Linked DNA regions of Mus musculus: regions 1, 2, 3, 4 and 5 are each linked to region 6. The links are chromatin loops, found by intact Hi-C in ENCODE. Cell type or tissue: left cerebral cortex. All regions are shown on one strand. Region 1 has its middle 470 kb from the start of 5031426D15Rik. Region 2 has its middle 330 kb from the start of 5031426D15Rik. Region 3 has its middle 690 kb from the start of 5031426D15Rik. Region 4 has its middle 500 kb from the start of Gm30904. Region 5 has its middle 320 kb from the start of Gm30904. Region 6 has its middle 610 kb from the start of Gm30904.

What was found. Hi-C counts contacts between places; a loop is a spot of excess contacts. Peaks named below come from ENCODE experiments on the same cell type or tissue, not always from the same donor. Only the 100,000 strongest peaks of a DNase experiment are listed, where the experiment ranks them.
Region 1: a loop joins it to region 6, with 4 times the contacts of the local background. A loop is called at or near these places in 3 of 42 quality-filtered maps.
Region 2: a loop joins it to region 6, with 4 times the contacts of the local background. A loop is called at or near these places in 2 of 42 quality-filtered maps.
Region 3: it touches region 6 in a loop (2.7-fold over the local background); 2 of 42 quality-filtered maps call a loop at or near these places.
Region 4: a loop joins it to region 6, with 13 times the contacts of the local background. A loop is called at or near these places in 2 of 42 quality-filtered maps.
Region 5: a loop joins it to region 6, with 4 times the contacts of the local background. A loop is called at or near these places in 5 of 42 quality-filtered maps.

Annotation. Positions count from the first base shown.
Region 1 is chr2:7,392,578-7,396,577 of GRCm38, forward strand. It overlaps a transcript of Celf2 not described here. Among named protein-coding and RNA genes, the nearest start is that of 5031426D15Rik, 470 kb to the left of the region's middle. In left cerebral cortex, no CTCF peak of the experiment used is centred here; DNase peaks (open chromatin) are centred at 121, 1,201, 1,828, 2,556 and 1 more place; H3K4me3 peaks cover 4,000 bases; H3K27ac peaks cover 4,000 bases.
Region 2 is chr2:7,253,706-7,257,705 of GRCm38, forward strand. It overlaps a transcript of Celf2 not described here. Among named protein-coding and RNA genes, the nearest start is that of 5031426D15Rik, 330 kb to the left of the region's middle. In left cerebral cortex, no CTCF peak of the experiment used is centred here; DNase peaks (open chromatin) are centred at 1,906 and 2,509; H3K27ac peaks cover 3,391 bases.
Region 3 is chr2:7,617,959-7,621,958 of GRCm38, forward strand. No RefSeq gene overlaps it. Among named protein-coding and RNA genes, the nearest start is that of 5031426D15Rik, 690 kb to the left of the region's middle. In left cerebral cortex, no CTCF peak of the experiment used is centred here; DNase peaks (open chromatin) are centred at 532, 1,712 and 2,203; H3K27ac peaks cover 2,690 bases.
Region 4 is chr2:7,843,715-7,847,714 of GRCm38, forward strand. No RefSeq gene overlaps it. Among named protein-coding and RNA genes, the nearest start is that of Gm30904, 500 kb to the right of the region's middle. In left cerebral cortex, no CTCF peak of the experiment used is centred here; DNase peaks (open chromatin) are centred at 1,561, 2,076, 3,356 and 3,949; H3K27ac peaks cover 2,425 bases.
Region 5 is chr2:8,025,071-8,029,070 of GRCm38, forward strand. No RefSeq gene overlaps it. Among named protein-coding and RNA genes, the nearest start is that of Gm30904, 320 kb to the right of the region's middle. In left cerebral cortex, no CTCF peak of the experiment used is centred here; DNase peaks (open chromatin) are centred at 1,764, 2,299, 2,708 and 2,857; H3K27ac peaks cover 3,593 bases.
Region 6 is chr2:7,731,101-7,735,100 of GRCm38, forward strand. No RefSeq gene overlaps it. Among named protein-coding and RNA genes, the nearest start is that of Gm30904, 610 kb to the right of the region's middle. In left cerebral cortex, no CTCF peak of the experiment used is centred here; DNase peaks (open chromatin) are centred at 2,296 and 3,409; H3K27ac peaks cover 3,289 bases.

The DNA.
Region 1 (4,000 bases), 340 kb before region 6:
CTATGCAAGAGCCGTTCCAGCAGTGTTCAGGACTGCTTGTGTCTTGACACTCAGTCTTTTGTTGTGATATTTCCCCAGAATATCCTGTGGGATATTCCAGTGTCAGCATGGAAGGATCTAAACCAAGAGATAGGTGCCAGCCTGCACCAATGCAGTGCAGAAGTGACTATCAGGATCTATAATTGACTCACTCACAGCTCTCCTTATTTGGACCATTGACACAAAAAATCTACCATACCTGCTTTTTTCTTTTCACAGGAGTTACTCATTTGCATCATGGATAAAGTAAACCAACTACACTATTTGAATGGAATAATTCCTTCTCTCTTTTTAAAGTTGAGGAGACAGACTCAGGAAATTAAACAATAAAACCAATGGGAGGAGTAGAGATGAGGTTTCACGTTTCCTTACATTTTTATCTATGTCTCTTATCTCTTTTCTTGTTTCTCTTTTATACCCAGTAAACACAGGTTTGAAGTCAACCTGTATTGACAATTTAAATACAAATATACATACGAAAGAGAGAGAGAGAGAATGGAAATACATGCACATAGAAAAATAACCCAAGCAAATATGGGAAGTGAGGTGAGAACCCTAATTTCCTTATCACTTGACACAATACTAAGTTAATCGAGGCTAATCAATTGAATTATCTTTACTAGTTTCCTAGGTAAACTTACAATACATCAGAATTATTTTGACAATCAAGGTGCAGCTTTTTAATTTTTTGACCCCCGTCCTGCCTCCCAGATTTGAACATACTGCTTGTTTGGTTGATACTATGTCCATCCTTAACAATAAATCCTGCAAACATCTCATCCTATCTGTAAGACATAATTCTTATGGCTTTCGTACGGGCTTTATATTTTCACTCTGGCATGTTGATAATTTCGTCTGTATGTTGGTGTGAAAAGTCACAATGTGCATTCTCTTCATCCGATATTTTCTACTTCAACACCTGTGCAATTATAAGGTGTAAAGTATTCCCACATGCCGCAAGGGCTAATGATACATGCAGGGATACTGTGTAAGAGCTTCAACTCGGAAACTGTCATGTCACAGCCCTTCAGCAGGGAGAGCATAAAAGACCCTCTAACAGCTATGTTTAGGGATCGGAAATTGGGGCCACTGATGGTTCCTTATGTGCTGGAAAAGTGGGTAGGGCAAATGTGACTTCAGTGTTGTTCAATGTTTTATTAATGAGGGAGGCATCCTTCAGTTGCCAAAGTCTACAGAATCATCAGTTGGTTACTAGTTCAGGGACAAAGTCGCACAGTGAAAGCCCTGGTTTTACATGGTGTTCAGTAAGAGAGGAAGGCAGCTTTCACACAGAAGACCTTTGCGTGCTCCAAATCTTGTTAAGGGGAGAGGCTCAGCTTATCTAATCCTATTCTTATTTTGTGCCAGAAATAAAATTCTGGAGAGCTCTACTGATCTTCATTTTCATTTGTTCATTCAATTAGAAGTTTGTGAAAAAGAAGACCCTGACTTTGAACATTTGAACATTTAAGGAGAATTTACCTTTTTCATAATTAAGGAACACAGATCACTGATTCTATGCAGTCACTATGGAGTTGGTTACTTGTTACTGGGCAACACATTATTCCAATTCTTACTGAAACATTGCTAACAGACAGTTACTGGTGTGGAGCAGATTTTTAAAAAATGAACTATTAAATCCACAGCGTTTTCTCCCGTTGTAAAGAGGCAGACATTATTTTAGCAGTTGACATTTCCTAATGTTCTGAAGTCTTTTAGACATTTCAAGTGGTTCTGGGGGCATTGGTGAAGACCCAAGGGCGGCAAAGTTCAGCGCTGTTAAATGTAGAGATGACACAATTAGACAGAATGGCTTCAGAGAACAGTGGACGCACTGTCCCACTCTCTCTAAGATGCAAAGGTAACAACCTTCAAACAGCCACAGGAGACATAGTCTTTAGCAGAGGCCTTGGTAGACAGCTGTTAACTACTGCTTCTGAAAACTTCCCATTCTATTTCTGCTAATCCATTTTCTTCTTAAAACTAAGTAAAATCTATCATAGCTTATAAGCACAGAAGAGGATAGCAAATTATATTCCTCGATGTTTTTATATGTATTTAAGAGCAAGTTTTAAAGTCCTCACTTCTAAGTTTCTTGACCCAGATCTAAGCCAGCCTCAGAAAGTCTAAGCATTTCCATGTGCCTTCCTTCCTGTTTCTGACACTCAAATCTGCATAAGATCAAAACTTCCTACATTGAGATGTACTTTTAAATGACATGCATAGTGTTTGATAGTAATGACAATGGTGATAATATTTCCAGTTTTTTTTCTCTACAGTATTAGCCTACAATCTAAAGTGTACAGACGACAGGTACTAATTAGCAGAAGCAAACTGCACATGCACCTAAAGAAGGGATGTGCTATGGTCTACGGAGAGCTAACCTTGAACTCTCATCTACAGCGAACAGTCAGCACACAGGAACATCGTAAGAAGCCCGTTCTAGACGCGGGAGAGAAGCCTGCCTCTGGACATTTACACTGTGTTTCATTTTCTCCCCTGTCCCTGAGTAACAGGTACTGGCACTCCCCAAGCAGTTCCAGTCAGAGTGTGGAGAAATACTTGTTGAGTTTAATTGGATTGAATTAAAAATTGTCCTTTCAAAGAAGCAAGTTGGCATCTCAAGTTTAAGGTCTCCAAACGATAGAGGCTCTCCTCCACGACTGTCTAATGAACCCCTAACTAGTCACAGATAAAGAGGGATTAAAATCACTCTACAGAGCACTCGCTCCAGTCTTTCATTATCTGGACTACAGAAGTCTGTGATAATTATACTGTTCCATAAACAAAAGAAGTTTAATCCTTGTATTTCCTGTTTAAGAAGTAAACATCAAAACGTTATGATGGGGACCGGTCCTATTAGAATACATGATAACACCTGTCAGGCAGCAACTTTGAGGAAGTCAAGACTTCTGAGAGGACACTGAAACTCCAACCCCAAACAACCAAACAGCTCCTTGACAGAGCGGAGCAATCTCAGTCTTGCTGCAGCTGGGCATCGAATAGTCAGTTTGCAGAGAGAAGCATCATCAGGGTGCATAGGGATGCCGTTATTCCTTGTTATAAGCATGGCGCGGAGGTCATACATCAGGCAATTATACCTTTTCATTACAGGCTAACCCCTCACAGCAGGGAAGCCACGCTTATGACAGCATTAGAGAGACAAAGCCTTCAGCTTTTTTTTTTAAAGGAAAATCCAAAAAAAGAAAAAAAAGATTAAAAATTAAATTCATTTTCTTACCAGCACGTTGCAGCACCAACTCGCTCACGGGAATGTTGCTTTTACAGGTTTCTCTTTTAATTATCCTGGAAGCAGGGAGACAAGGGAGGGGGGAGGTAGAGAAGAAGAAGCAGGGTGGTTAAATTAGCGTGCTGGAATCTTTTCAGTTTGTCGCAGAGAGTAGAAAAATTAAAAAAAAAAAAAGGGAAAAAAAAAAAACTCAGTAATTTAAATTTGCTCTCAGTTCAGGCTGCACCGCTGGGTACCGCCCCTTCTTCCCGCTGGGTTCCATTACCTGCAAGGCTGGGACTGACCGCCACTGTTCAAACACAAAAAGGCAGCCAGCATGCTGGGACCATTCTGTCTGCTGTTTGGGTCTCACTTGTCCTCTCAAGTGAGCATCACCACCACCACCACCGGGAAGGTGTTCTGCAGCTCCTTTCCGGGCACTCCCATGCCATTCCTTACCATGGAGCTGAGCACACAGAGTTGGGGCTTTGCTTACAGTATGCTTTGCTTTCTTACCCCACTTTATAACGTTATTTATTGCAACTATATCTTTACTAATATTTTTTTATCTTGTGCCATCTTTTGTATTCCTTGCTGTCCCCTCTTCCCCTCTCTAAAACACTGTCTCCCATCTTTTCCTTTACAGCACAAACATGAGCACATTACTAAACACAGCAGAAGACATGTCAAAATTATAAGCGCTCCCATTCCTTCTTGGACTTTTTGACTTTC
Region 2 (4,000 bases), 480 kb before region 6:
TAAAGGCATGTGTTTCAGCTCATGTATAAGAGTAAAAGATCAATTTGCAAGCATCATTTCTGTCTTCCTGTCATGTGAGTCCAAGGACTGAATTAAGTCACGAAGACACTTGGCAGCATGGTAGCATGTGTCTTTACCTTTGGGTTCACTTGTCCTGTCTTCTTTCCCATAATATTGACTACATATTAGATCAAGAGACTAGATGTTCTTGGAGTCATGTGTAATTTTACTAATGTCAAATTGAATAAAGAATCCCATGCCCCCTCTCTCCCTACTCATGATGGATTGTCCAGTTTGCCATCGACAAACAGATTTCCTAAGTTAATTATACAACAGAAAGGTGAAAAACATATTTCATATATCTATATCATATATATCTCTATCTCTATCTATCTATTTATCTATCTATCTATCTATCTATCTATCTATCTATCTATCTATCTATCTATCTATCTATCTATCCATCTAGTGGTGTGTGTGTGTGTATGAGAGAGAGAGAGAGAGGGAGAGAGAGAGAAAGAGACTGAGTGTGTAGATATAATTAGCAGGTCTCATGTGTCTTTGGACTCACTTATTAATCTATAACTAAACCAAGAAATCGAGTTAGACAAGGGCAGAGATGACATTGACTTGCAGGGAATGAGCTTTTCAATCAAGCTGGAGTTTTAGGAATGCTAGTGGTAAATCAAAATGGTCTTAGTTATGTTTTGTTAGGGCGTATTACAACTGTACTTTCGTGTGACTTTGGGGTCAGAAAGACATCACTGAAGCAACATGGTGCCACTTCTGTAGCTTAATGTCGAGATAAATTAATCTGAGATGCCATCTCATAACTTATAAGTGAGGAACCTGAATGGGATGAGGCAGCGGTATGCAGTCTCCTCGAAGTAACTTTAGTGGAGGAAGTAAGGGTAGGAAACGCTGGTTTGGGTGTGTTCTCTTGATATGTGCAACTTGAGGTCAGTTCTGCTAGACATCTGCTGACGGATGCTCTAATCAGTGTTGTTGTGTCAAAATGAGATGCAGAGTTGTGGTTGCTTTTATGAGTCTGGCAATGTCTCTGCATGCCATCACAGTTAGCCTCTCATTTCTAGAGGATCTCAGAGAACAAAAAGAATAAGTAACAAACCTGAGCTGGCCCACTAGAGGTGATGTCTCCAACTTTCCTCTTTTCAACTCACACCATAGCTAGATCATGGAAGCATGTCTGAAGACCCTATTCCAACCTGACTGCTCTGTCTCTACTTGGCTAGAAAGGAAAGGAAAAGCAATTATGTCTTAAGGTCCCTTTTGGTCATCTGACTTCCAGACATCGTAGAACGCTGATTTGTGAAAATGTCTATTTCAGACTCAGTCATCACTACCCAACTCTCGTTTCTCAACTGCCCTCTTAACCACAAAACATGGTCTGAGGCAGAGCCACTAACACGTTTACTTTATGCCTTCCATATTACAAGTGTGACTATTTTTAATGACCTTTAAGAATCTATTATTGGATCTTTCACATCCTACAGAAAGAGCTTTCATTAGCATGAAAGAATAGTTTTCTGTAAATTAAGTAGAATTGCATCAAACAAAAATGACTTTCTTCAAATTTCCAACAAGAAGCCTGTCTAAAGATAAATTTAAGATTTTTTTAAACAAAAGTTCTTTTGCATTAGCAAAAACAACTTGAAGGCATTATCATTTTAAATGAACCATCAAAAAGTGTGACTTCTAAAACAGAATACCACCGTCAAATTGTAATTTATATAAACTTTCCAAAGCCACTCACAGAATGAAGTGATGTTCACATGTATTTTACATTTTAGAATGAAAACTTGAGGAGGAGGGAAGTTGGCATTATTTTAAAGAAATGTTAAGGAGTAGAGGACGTGAAGATCTGTGCTTCTGTAGGAAGAACATTTTCAGCTTTGAAAGCACACACAGCTTATAGATTCAGGACTAATGAGGGATGCTTATAGATACAGGTCTAACGAGAGATGCTGCACATTGTACACACTCTATCAAGCTAGTAGCATATTTGTATTGATAGCTCTTGTTTAACTAACTGGAGAATAACAAGGCTCATTGTGTTATTTCCTTTTGTAGTTTTGATCAAATTGTCAAAGGGTGGTTCAGGCTGAACTAGTTATCTTAATTGATACAATGCACAGCAAAATACATTGATCCATAGGAATGGGTTCCAGATCAATTGTCCTTTTGAAAATAATATTTACATTTAGAAGGGGCCCTGGATACTCACTGATCCCAAAGGTTAAAGCTAATTTTCCTTTAACCATAGTGATTAATGCATCTTTGGTATCCTGAGTGGTTTTGAATCAATACAGAATATCTTAAGGGATTCATTTATTGCTTCTCAAAGCCCACCTTTGAGTCTAGGAGGTGCAGAAGATGGTGAAGCCATTATTTTCACACACTGACAGATGGGAACAACTGAGTCACAAGCCAGTTGGGTGATTTGGCTAAAACCAAAGAATCAGATATGATGGCTACAGTCTCAGAATAGTGTTCTCAACTCCTACCTCCCATCTGTTCCTTACAAGAGACTGAAAGCCAGTTTTCTGCTACTCTGCAAGACACATCTATTTATTCCATTAAAATGGTTCAAGCTGGTCCCAGAAAAGTTTGCCTTGTCTATCTCAGCCCCACACTTCTAGTTCATACCATATCTGGAAAGGGGAGTGTGTGGACAATGATACACGGCATCTTTATTCTTTTTTTTGTTTGTTTGTTTTTTGGTTTTTTTTAGAGACAGGGTTTCTCTGTATAGCCCTGGCTGTCCTGGAATTCACTTTGTAGACCAGGCTGGCCTCGAACTCAGAAATCCACCTGCCTCTGCCTCCTGAGTGCTGGGATTAAAGGCTTGCGCCACCACACCTGGATGGGATCTTTATTCTTGATGAAGGAAACAGTCCTTAGCTGTTTTCCGTGGGTATGGAAATGGGTACTCTGCATCAATCCTTTTTTCATTCTAGCCTTCTACCCTATTTTGGTGATAGATGCTATTTTATAGCATCCTGGTTTGACACTCAAGGCACAAATTGAAAAGGACAGAGCAGATGTCAGCAAAGCACAGTATTCACTGAATTGTAAAGAAAATTACCGGGTTCTAGATTTGATTGTGACTAACAGAGTCTATGTGATATTTAGATTGTAATTTTCTTCTCTGGACTTAGCTCTGTGACCTGAAAAGTAAGTACCTATAGTAGATTAGTGAGGCTGCCCTGACAGGAAGATGGCAGAGGAATGCTACAAGAATGGTTTATCAACCAGAAGGGAAGAACTCAGTCCCTTACAGAGAGTACATCTGTAAGAAGAATGCTGTGCATCCTGGCTGGTTTAGACCAGTACCCCTGTCGTCATAGGTCACATTTCATGCAATCCTCATTTCCAGATGAGTTAACATTTAGAACATTAAGTGTGTTGATTTAAGGGGTCACTTGGCTACCTCTGCTATATTTTCCAAAAAAATCTCAAGGGATTTTAATGATAGGTTTTTCTAGTTAGATTTTGTTCTTGTTAAGACTCTTTGCTCTTTTTTCAAGGAATTAGGGACAAGCGAGGGAGACCTGTGACAAGGTAGAAGCTCTGGGACTTTCCTTAAATCTTACCCTGGGGCTATAGAGATGGCTCAGTGGTTAAGAGAACTTTCTGTTCTTCCAAAGGACCAGAGTTCTAGTCCCATTGTCCCTGCTGGGCAACTCACAATCTCTTGTAACTCCAGTTTCAGAAGACATGGTCTCCATACAGATATCACACACACACATACACACACACACACACACACACACACACACACACACACACACACACACACAGAGAGAGAGAGAGAGAGAGAGAGAGAGAGAGAGAGAGAGAATAATCTTTTAAAAATAGTCACACCATTTACTTAGTCCTAGTGTGAAGCTAGATGGGCTTACCCAAGAAGTACTCATTAAGTTGAGGAGAGACTAGGAGAGCTGGAAATTCATTGATTATTGATTGATTATTGAATGTA
Region 3 (4,000 bases), 110 kb before region 6:
CCTACCCGATGTTTTTTCTCTTAAAAACAAAACAAAACAAAAACTAAACTAAGAAAAAAAGCACATACATGTAAACTCAAAAACAAAACAAACAAACTGAAACCCAGAGTCCATTCTTTGTTTTTCTTTCTGTACTTTTAATTTATCTCTAGGATTTCTTTTGGACCCTTGACTGAAGCTGCTTTTTAAAAGTTTCATTCATATCACTCTTTCCTTTTGGTTCTAATTTCTTCTTGTCTAATTCCATATGCTTCTAGGTTTAAGCCATAATCTTAGGTAGAACAGTCATATATTTTTAGCCCTATCTAACTACCTAGAAAAGTTCTCATTTATGTTTCTATATGTCAGAAAACATGAAATTCAAATGAAACTATTTTGATAGAATCATAATAAGGGCTACTTTGATATAGGATCCAACTTCCTGAAGCAAAGGGAAAGCCACATGTCCTTACCATCTCCCATGTGACTCTAATCCCTAAATCCATTCCTTGTTTGGGAGCATATTTTTATTTTTAATTTTTATCTCTGGGTCCATCTGAAGCCTCTCCATATGTCACATGCTTAAATATAGGTGGGTGTTCTCATTATATTCTTATATTTTAAACTCCATATCAAGGGACCTTAGAAAGGGCCATGTTTCACTCTGTATTGTTCAGAGCTATCTCTGCTTGCATATTTTTGCAATCTATTTTTCAACAGTGAGAAACTATTTAACAGTTTATAAGTATATTGTTCACTTCTATGTTTTTTAGCTGATTCCCCCAAAATGTTTTTTTCTATCCTTGGTATTCGAATTACATGAAAATTTATAGCTTATGGTATTCTCAAATACAAGTCAAAATTAAATGATTCTTTTCAATCCATTATGGGATATTGTTTTACAAATATACCCACTGCATATTTATAGTAGCTATTCTTCTTAAAAATGTGAATGAGCAATTTCCATACATTTCAAAGAAAAAAGAATATATACTTTTAGTGTCATATTATAGTCATATTCCCAAGATGAAATAAGAAGGTATTTAAAAATGTCTAATCACTGTCTACAACTAACAGGATATCTTTGTTGTGATAACAGCGAATCTGGTGAGTTTAGACTCATATTTTACTTTTAAGTACTTACTCAAGAGATTGTAATCATGTGTATTTTTTTAAAAATGTGTTTACCCTCTCAACTTGCTAGTAAATTTCTCTTTCACACCGTGGTGCATCTGTAAGCATCTGAAGTGTTTCTCCCAGTTGCATCTAGTTTTAAATTAAAAGTGCCTAGATGAATGGGAATTTATTGCAATCTAATACACTTCCTTTCCACTTTTTTATGATGTCATGATGTTTCTGAGATCTTTATGGCCATTAATTACTTGTGTTTTTATGATATTGCAATAATCTAGAAGGGAAAGAACATATTTTTCTCTGTACTTAAGCAGAATCAAAGAGCAGGAAAAGCAGTTTCAGTAAATTGTTAATATCTTTCCTGAGACAGGGTATATCAGCATCCCACTTTGACCTAAATGATAGGACTGTGCTCCACACAGTAACCACACCACCATATTTCTTTTTTTTTAAATTTTAAATATCCATATTGAATTAGTAGTTATACAGAACTTAACCAATATTTTTAAAGACAAAAATTAACCAAGCTAAAAGGCTGTTAAAATCATGGCATCCCAGAGTTGTAGGAGGATCATCTTCCACAGATGGTATATGTTACAAAACAGGTTTCTCTTGATTTGGTACAAAAGCAAGTAGCTTTGTTTCTCTAAGCACTGGTGATTTAAAAATATTCTAAAGGTAAATATTTAAGTGAGGTTATTCCTGCAGCTCTGGAGACTTGTTTATAATATTTTAAAACTTGAAAATTCCCTTGTAATGACCTTACGTTGACTTAGTATGAATTTACATTTCTCAAGAAAACTGAGTAGTGGATTCATCATTTGCTGTTGCTGAGATTATGCCTATTCCTGTGTGCTTAGGCAGACTGGACGTTCAGTAATAAAGTAAACCACTTAAAGCAGAAAGGTCAATAGAGCAAGCCAGTAGGGACGGCCAACTAAATGTCAGTACTCTGGGAATGAAAAAGAAGCACAGTCCCCTCTAGATCCTTCTACTGCAAAAGCTGGCCCACGATGTGAAACCCTCCCAGACAGTGGCAAGAAGCCCAGAAATCGGAAGCACCTGACTCCTTCAAGCCAAGAATCTCTGGATGAGAAAGCTGGGTAAGCACTGGGAAAAGCGCCTCGTTCTAACAGCACAGATGGCCACAGCCATGGCTGCCAAATGGCTCACTGGGTCTGACAAAGGAGACAGGTGATCAAATAGACAAAGGCTGAAATGACCGCTCTAAATAGTACTGGAGAATGTGACAGGACCCGGGATAGAGGCAAAAACTGACAATTCATGGAATTGATTGTTGTCTACCTGACTGCTTGTCCCTTGGACATCTGTCTTCCCCCGCTCTTGGATGTCTTAGGCTTCTCAAGTAGAGATCAGGTGCTTGCACAGATGATATGCTGGGTTCCTGCTGGGTGGGGAGTAAATCACTGGGTTCTGTCAGTTACTGCATCTCAATGATCAATAGGACTGTGAGAAAGTCACCATTTCACTGGTGTGAAAGAGTTCCCTGCCTCAAACAGTGAGTCAGTTTCACAAATATAAATGGATGCCATTCAAGATCTATAAACAAGTTGAAACACTGGAGGAGATACTGAAGATATAGATGACAGTTTATAATAGGCCAACCCTATCAAATAATTAATATAAATCACAGTTCTTTTCCTTTTAGTTAGACTCTTCTGGAACAAAGTTATCTTTTTGCCAATTATTATTGTTTTGGATTCACCTTTTACATGTGCATGCACATTGTATACATTTATATGTTTAAGTTCATAGCCATATGAGTATGCATGCCAATGTAGTCAACCTTGATTGTCTTTCCTAAGGCCTATTATGAACTTTTTAATTTAAAATTATATACATATACATTTACACGGCCCATAAGTATTCAGGCATGGATAAGGCAAGGACTCAGGGGATCCTACACTTCATGACTATACTATTAGCTAGCAACACCTTCATGGAGTAGAGAAATCATTGCCTTAAGTCCTGTACCAACTGATGACCCTACCACAGTCCAATGGAATCTTCCAATATAGTGGTCATGCAGATGTCCCGGGTAGTTATGTGTGTATGCATGCATGCACATCTATGTATAAGAACACAGACATGAGATTGTCATGGCACACTTCAGAGGGAGGACAACTTTGAGTGTTGGTCGTCCCCTTCTGTCTTGTTCAAGAGGAAGCTTTTGTCCACCACCGTGTACAACAGTGTCAGTGATTCACAAACCTCTAGAGATTCTGTCTTCACGTCCCATCTTCCTGTGGGAGCACAGAGATCACAGATGTCCACCATCACACTCAGATGCTCCCTGGTTTCTGAGGGCTTAAGCTTAGCTCTTCACATTGGTGTGGCATGTGCCTTACATACCAAGCCATCTCCCTGCCCAATTTATTTATTAACATGAGCATTCTCATTTTTTAACATGGTCTGGAGCCTCCTGAGGAAGGCTTGCCTCTCTGGCCAGCAGTCTCTATCCAACTCTTTGTATGGGACTTCTGAGAATCAAAGTCAGTCAGGGCCTTTTATTTTCACAGCAAGCACTTAACTAAGTAGATTTTTCCCCCTCCAGCCATTCATATAAAAAGCTTTTTCTAGTTTTTATTTATTTATTTTTAAACTTTTTTTCTTTTGTTTTTTGGGGAGGAGGTTGCAAGAGTTGAGAGCAGATATGGAGAGACAGAGGTGAGACATATTGGCATATATGACATGAAAGGCACAAGGAGTCAATGCAAAGGAAAAAAATAAAATATAAAGCAAAACACACTTCATCCAATACTTGATCTATTTCCATATATAAAGTCTGGACTCGTTAGAAACAGGGATACAAAGTTATCTTCCCATTTATTGGATAATTCATGTAGTGATGAGGAAGATTCATATA
Region 4 (4,000 bases), 110 kb after region 6:
GGCTGACCTGGATCATTTGGCTCTCTCCTTTTTTTGGGATCTTGATCTTTACAGTTATTTGTTGTTCATGAATTTGAAGAAGGGACTTATTCAAGTTCTCCAAGTTGTCTTTGTCTAGACAACTTTTCATTCCAATATCTACTGAGGAGGAGATTTGGGGAAGGCTCTTGTGTATGCTGCACAAGTTGACTCGGTGTTGGAGATTTGGAGGTAGATAGTCTGGTTTCCTCTTAAGTAGATGATTGGGCTTGGGATGAGAGTCTGAAGAGTGGACCTATCTAATGAGAAGGGTCTAACGATTGGAAGGTAGTAGCAATAGGTCATAGGTCTAGAAGTTATTTCTAGAAGGATATTTACACAATCAGAGATGGCCTGCAGCCTGGATGCACAGGGCTGAACTGGCACCGAGATGATCATTGAGCCTGAGAATGAAGGGATTGGCCAGGCAGTGAGGAGGCATGATACAGGTTGCTTGCCTGACTCTGGTCTCCATAGCATGAAGGACAGCTGGTCCATACTGATTATTCTAAGGCATTTGCATCGAAACTTGATCTGTCATGCTGGTCAAATGTTATAGCAGGCCTGGGGCTTGAGCCAACTGGAGTTTGGGATTATGGGCACTGACTTCGAACCAGCTACTGGGGCATTTTCCCATCTACTAAAACGTAATGAACTATAAAAAGATATACAGGAAACTTAAATATGTGTCATTAAGTGAAGTATATCCATCTAAAAAAACCCTACATGCTACATGATTCAATCTCTTAGCATTTTGGAAACGAAATGGAAAGATTCAAGCTGTCAAAAGATTGGTGGTTTCCAGAGAGTAGGGCAGTGTGGAATAAGTAGAACATTGGAGAACTGGAAGACAGCAGGATTCTTCTACATGGTAAATACTTATAATTGTATACTTGTGGAAGTGCACAGAACACTAGCAGTGGTCCCTAATGGAACTCTGACCTTTGCATAGTAATGATGTGTCAGCATGTAGCTTTATTGCTTGTAACAATGTGCCTGCTAGTGTTACACAGCTGTAGAGAATTAGTCTATACAAGGTATGGGAGGAAACTCCATACTTCCTCTTAGTGTAAGAACCTAATTATTTTTGCCATTCATGATTCTTACTTCAATAAAAATAAGTTATTTGTAACAGTTTCTAATTGCAAATTTGTCTGATAAAGTTTATAAAAAATAAATTATTTGGGAAAATATCACTTTAAATTAAATTAACCTTAACACATAGCAGGTTGATTTCTTTTGTTATGACTATTCTGTGTTTAAACTGTCACTCAGCAGATTTGAAAGGCTGGGAACAGTAAGACATGAAGAAAGAAAGTTCAGCTTCTCTGAGTAATAAAAAAAAAGCATCCATATTTAAATCACTGCCATTATTAACATTTTGAAGGTTACTTAGCAAGTTTATAAAAAATGTCTTCTGCTTAAAATTTTAATTGTAAATTCTCAACTTGGTTTTCATTTATCTAAGAGCTTTTATGTGAGATGATAGACTATAAATGTTATGCTAAATCGACCCCTCCATGCACTAGATCTGGTAGCTCAGTGGGAGAACCTGTGCTTAGCATGCTGCAAGCATTGGATCCAATCTCCAATGTTCTAAGTAAAACACTGAATGAAGACTTTACGTATTCACATACTGCTTTATGCTCTAGTTTTTCCAGACAGTCCTATATAAGATATGTTTTTTATTAAAGAAAAGGAATTAAATAAAGTTATGAACAAATGATTTCCAGGAACCAATATTTCTATTTCTAGACACCTACAGGATTAAATAATGGAAAGCTTCGCAATAAAATTACAATACAAATTCTGTCTTAAAATTTCCATGTGAATGTTAACCTTTAGAGTTTATTATATACATACTGCACAGATTATATTTAGAGATATGTAGGAGGTACTTGGTATATGTGGGAGGGTTTAGAGAAAGTAAAGGAGAAAATGAAATTATATTAGAATCTCAAAAACCAAAAAGAGGTTATTCTAACAGCATTTCCCAGAGACAGTAGAGCTGATGTACATATGACCACACAGAGGCTGTTACAGCAGGCACAAGACCTGCACAAGCTCAAATCAGATAAAATCCCAGTATGGAAGATAGATAGAAACAAATTCCCGTTCATATCTAGCAAGCTATTTGCAATTGATACCTGCTGGGAAATAGAAAATCAATTTTCTCCATTGAAGCATCACTTGTCACGCCAATCACACTCTACAGCAGGTCTCAAACCCAGGAACAGTTGGCCCACACATAACAGACTCCATTTTGAGATGCTCTATCTGTTTTGTTTTGCTTGTTTGCTTTGAATATGTGCCTTTTGTTTTTGTTTTTTAGGTTGTCTGAGAGTAGGGGTTGGAGGAGTAAGAGACAGAACATGAAACTGGGTGGGTAGAGAGATGGGAACATCCAGGGCGTGTTAGGACAGAGGAAAGACTGATCACAATATACCGTATGTAAGAAGAGTATATTCAGTTTGTGGCAGATAGCTTTAAAGTATTTATAGCCACATGCTACTTAACTCATGATAATATATGCAATATATGTCTAAATAGCTATTGTTCAGTGGTCAGCCCTGAAAACACACATACCAGGAACATTATACAGACTGAGCAGTTCATATTTAGAAATATGTATGTTTACACATACATGCGCATAATAGCAACTAATGAGAAAAGAGACCATAAACTTGAAAGAGAAAATGCAGGGGTTTATAAGTGGGTATGGAGGGAGAAAAGGGAAGGGAGAAATTATATATTATAATGTCAAAAATAAAAGAAAAAATTGAAAATATTTAACAAAGAAAATCTTATGCAGGTGCTTCATTAATGTTTGTTTTCTTCTATTATCCAGGTTTTATGAGAAAATAACTCATAATCATGTATTTAAAAGACAGAAAAATGCATTCCAAGAAAAAAGATAACTTTTAGAAAGGAATACTTGAAAACTCACTGCTTGAGCAAACACGTGCTACTTTCATATGTCTACACTGAAAAGGGATACTCCCCATTATCTATCATCTGCTGAGAAGTTACCTGCACTGCTGATCATGGAGACAGATGTGTTTTACAATAATTTTCTATACCAAAATCTCCTTCTTGCTTTACTGTGCTGGCAGACACAAGCCAATGGCTGGAAAGGTAAAAGTGTTTACTCCGTTAGGAGAGAGGGGAAAGTTAGATATCAGTCTGAAGGTACTTGAAAGCCCAAGAGACAGCGTTTTGAAGGCTGAGTCCAAGTATGAAAAAAAGTCCCTGTGTAGAGGAGTCTAAAAGAAAGTGGAAATGCCAGAACTTGGCAGAAAGGTAAGAAAGCAAAACATAAAGTCTCAGATACTGCAGAGGAGTTGGCCCCAATTTCCTCTCAAATTGCTGAATTGTATCGTGTCTGTAGCTCTGGGTGACGCACTTACTGAGTGTTAAGGGAAGAGCTAATGAAGTTACGGGAACACTGGCAATTATTTTTGAAAAGTCTTCTAGGATTGGGAAGGCAATAAGTTGTAGAGGTGCAATTTTATTTTAAGGCTCCATATTTTTTTCTGATATTCAGAAAGCACTGGAGCATACCCCATGTACTCACTGACCAGGTAATCCAACTACAAACAAAATGTCTCCCTTCATATTGGCCTGAAGGTAAAAAAAATAATTCTGACAGTCAGCAATCAAAATCAGTAGAGAACTAGGGACTGGGGCATTTGTGTGCAAGCTAAGAATCAAGTAGTACTAGGACAGGCGAAAGGGAATGTGGGCTATTGTGAAGAGGGTATTGAACTCTTAGAATAAAGATAATCAACTGCTTTGAAATGATTGAGGGGTTTCCTATTCACATTTGCCTAGAGAGGAATATTGCTTCATGACTAAAAGACTGGTAAGATATTCAAGACAAATCAAACATAATAAGCTAGGCAGATGGCTCAGTCAGTAAACTGCTAACCATGTAAGCAGAGAAACCAGCACTTTTAGAACAACTAAAAAGGTAGCTATGGTG
Region 5 (4,000 bases), 290 kb after region 6:
CTTTTGTCTTTAGCTACATATGTAGCAGAAGATGGCCTAGTCGGCCATCATTGGGAAGAGAGGCCCCTTGGCCTTGCAAACTTTATATGCCCCAGTACAGGGGAACTCCAGGGCCAAGAAGTGGGAGTGGGTAGGGGAGCAGGGCGGGAGGAGGGTATAAGGAACTTTCAGGATAGCATTTGAAATGTAAATAAAGAAAATATCTAATAAAAAAAATGTAGATGTAGAACTCTCACCTTCTCCTGTCCCATACCTGCCTGGATGCTGCCATGTTCCTGCCTTGATGATAATAGACTGAATCTCTGAACCTGTAAGCCGGCCCAATTAAATGTTGTCGTTTTAAGAGTTGCCTTGGTCATAGTGTCTGTTCAGTAAAACCCTAAGTAATTCAGACATAAATTGCTGAAAGAAGAATGGTAAGAAGTCTAGGAGGCTTCAGAGATCATGGCCAGAGGCGAAAGCATTTTGTCCAGTTCTAAATGGTGTCAGTACACATCAGTAGAATAAATGTGCTTAAATAACAGACTGAATGAAGTACCTATAGTGGGCTCAATATAAAAAAAGGACCACCCCCTAAAAATGGGGAAGCAGAATCTTGTTTGCCAAGCTTGGATAATGTCACTAAAGGAAGACAGGTGTGCATGAGTTAGAAGTGAGACTCAAGGAAGAGAATAGATTTGTGGGCCAAGGACAGCATTAGAGTTTTAGGTTTCTTTCCATTCCCACCATTCCCTTTAATCATATTAACACATGTCTCATATGACACATGGTGACAGTGAAGTTATAAGAGACTGAGTCTGTGTTAGCTCAGGTACTATTACCAACCTGAGCAGCATAATCAGGATTTGGAGCCATTGTTGCTGGATTTCAAAATTCTTAACATTTTAGGAAAATGGTTAAATAAATTATGCATATTTTCTACTTAGAGAATTAGTAAAAATTCCCTATGACCTTAGGATAGGGTATATTATCAGCATTAAATATGAACATTTTGAATTATAAAAATGTATTACAATATGATGTAAATTATGCAAATTATTATCATTATGGACACCTTTTCAGTGTGATTACCATTGTGGAAAAGTAAGATTTTTCCTAACTTTCAGGTTGGTTTCAGATTGCAATGACAAGTTCAAGCTGCATTGATTGGTAAATAGAAATACTGAGGTTAGTAACATATGTTGTCAAAAAATGATGACATTTTTATTTTCACCAGAAATTTTGTGCGAAATCTGTGGTATTAATGTGCTACGTAATAGCCTGTTAGTGTTTTCATGTTTAAAGTACCTGATATCAATGTCTTCTGAGCATTCATTTGGTGGTGAACTTTGAAATAAAAATAAAATCTGAAAATAGGATCGAACACATAAAACAGAACAATGCTACTATAGCAATGGCCTCAGTATAACAGTACAGTCTGCCAAACTTATGAGACACTCTGAAATACAGAGACAACTTTGGGGAAATTGGCATTATTTGAATGAGTAAAGCTTCTGTTTACAAAAATCTTCCTATGCCGAGGCAAAGATAATGAAAATTATATAGGGCCAAAGCTCATGAATTATAGCATCATAGAACTGTGGTCGTCAAAGTTCCAGGTGCTCCCACACTCTTAAATACTGAGGCAGGTTGTAAACTTGGTCATGAGGATTATGGAGACGACACGGTGGATAGAGGTTTCGCCATGCAGGAAGACTGAGCTTCGGAACTCTAGAACCCACTTAACAGCTATGTAGTTGTGGTGGCTACCTATAATTTCACTGAAGAAGCAAAGACAGAAGATGTCTGGTTACCTAGGCAACCGGGTTCCGGATGAGATTGTGCCTGAGTATAAAGTGGAGCACGATCCAAGAAGATGCCTAGTATTAACGTCAGCCTCCACAGGTATGTGCACACGTGAGCAAATATGAGTACACACACACACACACACACATGCACATACACACATGCACACACACACATGCATATACAGAACACATGAAAAACTACATGAATGAAAAGGTCTTGTGTTAACTGTTTTTACATGACCATAGTTTTTCCAGTCCCTGTTGTCTTATAATAAAATCCCCAGACAGGAGGAAGGATGTTATAAATATTGTGGATACTTCTAACTAAGCAGTGAAAAGAAGGCAGCACTGTTAGAGGTAGAATGCTGAATACTGGCCACGCCTCCGAGACTTCATCTGCATACAGAACCCCCATCATCAGTGTTCTGAACAATCATGGATGCGCTAAGAAATTCCCACGACCTAGCCCTGTTTTCCAGAGCCCTTTGCAGTATCCTAACTTTAGCATTGGAAGCAGCTTTTCTTCTGTCTCTTCTTGCTATTGGAGGGATAGACAGGCGTGTTGGTATAGATGTCATCCCTTGCATTCTGGGGAAATAGAACAGCTAATTAATAATCCAAATTAGCATAATCCCCGGTTTCTGCTCCTAACAGTCAGCAGGGATAGGTTTTGAATTTAGAGAAGAATTCAAAGAATTTTGACACTGTACAGCAGTGACCCTACAGTCATTAATCAAGATGCTCAGGTTTTACTGACATGGGTACATGACAAAGTTATACATGGCTTACCACTGGCTGCCTAGCAATTGCAATTTTATCTGAAACTGAAAAAAATGCCTTTAATTAACCATGTTGTAGCACTGTCTGCATCTTAGCACTTGGAGTGTGTGCTGACAAGGAACTGGGCAGCTTACCAGTATAGAAAAAGTCCATAATGTAACAGATAAAAGGGTTAGGAAATAACATAATAAACTTCTGAGCCAACAAGCAGGAGGACTGAGTTATGTGAGAACTCACATGTGTAATGCAGTGCATTTGAAATCTAGTACTGGGGAGGCAGAGACACATAGATCCCTGGTACTTGGTATTCAACTCATCTAACCTACTCAGAAAGTTCCAGGCCACTGAGACCATGTTTCAAAAAAGATAATCTCAAGAATACAGAATACACCCAAATCAATCTTTGAGCCTTCATATGTGTGTACCCATCCTATGTGAACATACACATACATGCTCATAGGTACACACAGACACAAAAAGTGACAAAAAAAGACCATTGCTGTGCACTTTATATCTACTGTGAACAGACACCATGACTACCTGTGTGCTGCCATGCTTTCTGCCGTGGTGATAATGGAATGACTCTCTGACACTGTTAAGCCAGCCACAATTAAATGTTTGCCTTTGTAAGAGCTGCCTGGGTCATGGTGTCTGTTCACAGTAATGAAATCCTAACTAAGACACCACCATATCAGACTTTCTATGTGTGTTACTGGGGCCTAAATCTAGAGCTTTCAGTATATGTTGAATGAGCTTCCTCCTCAGTCCTTGGTGTTTGAGGAAACAGGGTCTTATTCTGTAGCCCAGACAAGCACCCAACTTGTCATCTTCCTGTCTTCCTCCTGAGTGTAGGATTATAGCTATGTACCTCTATGCTTGCAACAACTTCTACATCTGATTATATATATAATTTTAAAATATGTTATATATATTTATATTATATATTTAAAATTTAAAATATATAGAAAATTCAGATGTGTGTATGTGTGTTTATGTGTATGAATCTATGTGAATTTATGCTTTATGTATGCAGTTTGCAGAGGCCAGAAGAGGACATTGGATGCCTGAATTTGTGTTTGTAAGCCACTAACATAGTTGCTAGAAAGTGAACATGGAACCTCTCGAAGGGCAAGAAGTCCTCTTAGCAATTTAACCATATCTCCAGACCCTATTTCCTCCTTTTAACTGTCTTAAGCCTATAGTCACCATTGTGAGGTGCGCAAATTCCATAAATCATTCCTCGTGATGATATTTGGCATTTCATTTTACAAAGAATCAACTGAAAATGCCTGTTTCCCATTAGAACAAGTTCAGAAATAAACACAATGGAAGTTAATTTTATTGGGAGTTTGCTTGATATTTTTCATAAATAAATATCTCTGGGAGCTTGTTCTATTATACAGGTGCTGAAGTCACAGAGAAGCTAAAATATT
Region 6 (4,000 bases):
TCAATGGCAGTGAAATTTGGACAGACATCAGAGACTGCATTCCATCATTCATAATGTCAAAGGGACTTGGCAAAGTTGTATGATGAGATGTCAGAACTGGCAAGGATTTCTGTTTCATAATTTCAGCCTTGTGTGGGGGCAAGGAATGTTAAACACCAACACAAGGTCAGGACTATTACAAATGGAGATTGCTATCTCCTAAGTAATATGTGTAAATGTAAGCTTTCTATTGTGCTATTTTTGTGTTAGTAGTATTTACACATTTGTGTGTGCATGCACACATATACATGTTGGGGGTGAGTACATACATCTAAGTATGAACATAAAGACTGTGGAGTCTGGCAGTCAATGCTGGATCCCTTCTTAAATCTCGATCAACCATAATTTTTGAGACAGGATCTTTCACTGAAACTAAGTTTATAAATCTGGTTCAGTTAGCAGGCCAGGGATCTGCAGTGGTCCCCCTTTCCTACTTCCCTCCCTAACACTTGCACTGCAGACCTCTCCTGCTGGGCTCAGTTTTTGTTTTGCCTTTTTTTTTTTCAATGTGGGTGTTTGGGACCTGAACAACAGGTCTCATGATAAGGAGAGATTCACTTTGTTCATTGAGTCATCATCTCCACCCTAGTCTGTCCATTTAAATGCAGTATGTGAAGAATTCTCTTTTTTAGTAACCCCTGCAAAATTCCCGGTATCTCAAAATCCCTTAAAACTTACCTTTTGAGGTGTTTTGGTAATTTTTGATCCCTTCAGAGATATTTAGGGATGTCTTCAATTCCTTAAAGTTGATGATGAACATCTCTAGCACTGCCCAGTACACGTCCATCACATGCACATGGAGTGGAGGCATGCAGTGTTCACCTGGTCAACAACAAATTGCCATCAATTGGTATATGATGAAACAGTCATTTGCTCAGTGGGATCTCCACATCACATAGAATGTGTAGACTGATTGCCCAGACAGTAGTACTTGCAAAATAATCCATGGCATTGAGAGCCAGACTTGGAATCAACATGGGTTTTTACATTTCCAAAGTGTCTCACAATCATGTCTCACATTCAGATACAGGTAGAGTGTGGGAGCGCTATTCCATGCTGAGTATTTTGTGAGGATGAATGCAAGCCAATCATAATAGACATCAGAGTTCAGGAGGTCTTGCATCCCAGCTCTGTCATTGTCTCTGATTCTACCGTGGTCTCTATCTACTCCAGACCTGGATCTTGATTCATTAATTAATTCCAAAAATATCAATTAAACCATGATATACACATGTTGCATTTGAGATAGAAAAGACTCCATGGTAGAAATGAAACCAGTTGGTCATAGATGAGGTCTTACCTATAGATGAGACTTGAAGTACATTCTGGGTGGGATGGAGAGATAATACACATTGTAGCATGTGAATAAATTAATTTTTGATACTTGCCACTTTCCATTACTTTTGTATTCATAGATGTATATACTTGTGTCCGTGTGTATATTAGTTCAGATATACAGAGTATGGATGGAGACCAGAGGTAAATATGAGATTTCACCCTTAGGACACCAGTGACCTCCTTTGAGGCAGATTCTGTGATTGGTCTGCGAATATTGAAAAAGAAATAAAAAGAAAAGGACATGAAATCTCCTCGGTTTGGTGGACGAGGTTTATTGTAGATAACAAAGAGGGTAGAGCCAGATATGGGGCATCTGGGAAAGTCCAGAGTAGACATAACAGTGAGCCATGTAAAGCGATGGAGGAGGAACAGAGAGAGGAGAGAGAGGGGAACCAAAAGAGGTCAGGTAATCAAAATGTCTGGATTATATAGGGAAGAACAGCTGAGCGATTGGCAGTCCAACCCCTGGGCTGGAGAGTTAGGGTAGAGGGTGAGGTATGCTAGCCATACTCTGTAACAGGTAGGTACTGAGGGATGCTGGGAGAACCTGGCAGCCAGGCCTATTTTCATATGTTAAATAGTCACTTGAGCCATTTGCCCAAGGGTGAGGGTTTGAGACTTACAGTCTGGGGCTCACTAGGGTAAAATGGCTGGCCAGTGGGGCTCCGGCTCATACAGTTAAATCACATTGCATTCATTTTCTCTCTGTGTGTCTCAGTAAACTTCAGATCCATATCAAAACAGCTCCTTCTGTCTTTGGAGAATCATGCATGCCAGGCTCTGGTCCCACTTTGCTCTTTTTTCCCCCTCCCCATAGGCTGCTGTGTCTCATTTTGTAAGTCTCACTACCTCTGAAATCCCTCTGTCGTACAGGATAGCCTCAAATTCCAAGATCCATCTGTCTCTGCCAACCAAATGCTAGTAACAAAATTGTGCACAACCATAGCAGGCCCTTCTTTAATTTTAAAACATCATTTAACACCTAACTCTATGACTCCTACTTTTAAAAACGGAACAATAGAATTAAGGTTCATGAGTTTATTTTTAGCAAAGAAGAGATGCACAGACAAAGGAGACAAAAACACAAATGTGGGAATGTTTCCTTCAGGGCCAGCAAGACAGTCTATTCCATGGGGAAAGGCACTTTCTGCCAAACATGAGTTCCTATGGTCAATCACAAGGACCCACATGGTAGAAGGAGAGAAAAAGATTCCTCATATTTTTGTTCTGACCACATGAGCTCTGTGGTGGTACAAGCGCATCTCTCTCTCTCTCTCTCTCACACACACACACACACACACACACACACACGCACACACACATACACTTGCATGCACATGCACACACACTTTAAAAAAAAAATTCCTGCTTGGTATTCTCACAAGTAAAATTCTGACTTTCTTTTTATCCGATGGGCATGTTTGGAGTAATTAGAACATCTGCTCCCTGAAACTTTCACTATCAACTTCATAATAAGGCAATTTTTTTCAGTCTAGTAGCTGATGGGTGAAAAGAGCAATACTTTCATAACATAACGACGAGTACACTCTCCTTTCCTAATAAAACAGAGCACAAGCCATGCTATGAAAAACAGGACATGGGAAGGACACTGGTCCTCAACCAAAAACTCTAGGAAGATGCCACAAGGTAGCCTTTCCAAATGAGAAGCTCTGGCTCTCAGATGAGGTTTTTCAGAAGAGAATTCCAGGGTCTTGACTTTTCCCTGCCTCTACAGTGTAGTTCTGTACGATGCAGTTTAATACAGCACCAACTTCCTATGAACGGATCAGAAGCAGTTTTGAAAGTCAAATGTGCCAGGGGAGTGCTTCCTGTGCAGGGTGACAGCCATTATCCGCCCTCCTGCCTCCTCTTTAAGGCTTTCAGATACAGCAGCAATTCCATAAAGTCTTTCTATTCATCTCTGGCACGTCTATCTCTTGTCTCATTATAATTTCACTTATTTCTATAAAAGAAACTTGACAGCTACAGAACATTTGAGGGAAGAGAGGAAGGCGGGTGGTATGCGGGGGAGGAAAGAAGCAGGCAGCGAGAGGGGGGGAAGCAATCTGCACGTGGCTGTAAGTCCTCAGAGAACCCCTTTGGGTGACACCTTCAGAAAGGACTGCATAACAGCCATATGGCAGCATGGTCCCTTGGCATTATTTGCAGTTGCCTAGAGGCTTCTGGGTAAATGGGATAAAGTCCCTGCCACTAGCATAACAAAGGGGAAGCTCCCCCCACCCACCCCCACCCCAGCAACAGTATACACAGCTTCCTACAGTTATCCTGAGCAGGGATTCTGGCACCTGTAACTCCATCTGTGTACATTAAAAGTTATATGTGCGTATTTGAAGCGGCAAGTTCTTGCTAAGTTGTGCATCCATTTCTTTCCTAATTCTAAAAAGAAAAATTTTAAATGAAGCAAAGGAGGCTGTCAGCTCTAAGTCTTTGCTCCCATCATACTTACATGCTAATCCCCAGCGTGATGCTTTCTGGAGATAGGCTCTTGGGAGTTAAAAAGGTCATGAAGCTAGAGTCCTCTTGAGGGGAATTGCTACCCTGGTAAAAGGCAAAATAAAAACTTTGCTATTTATGCTCAGAGCACAAAAGAAACAAGAAGCAT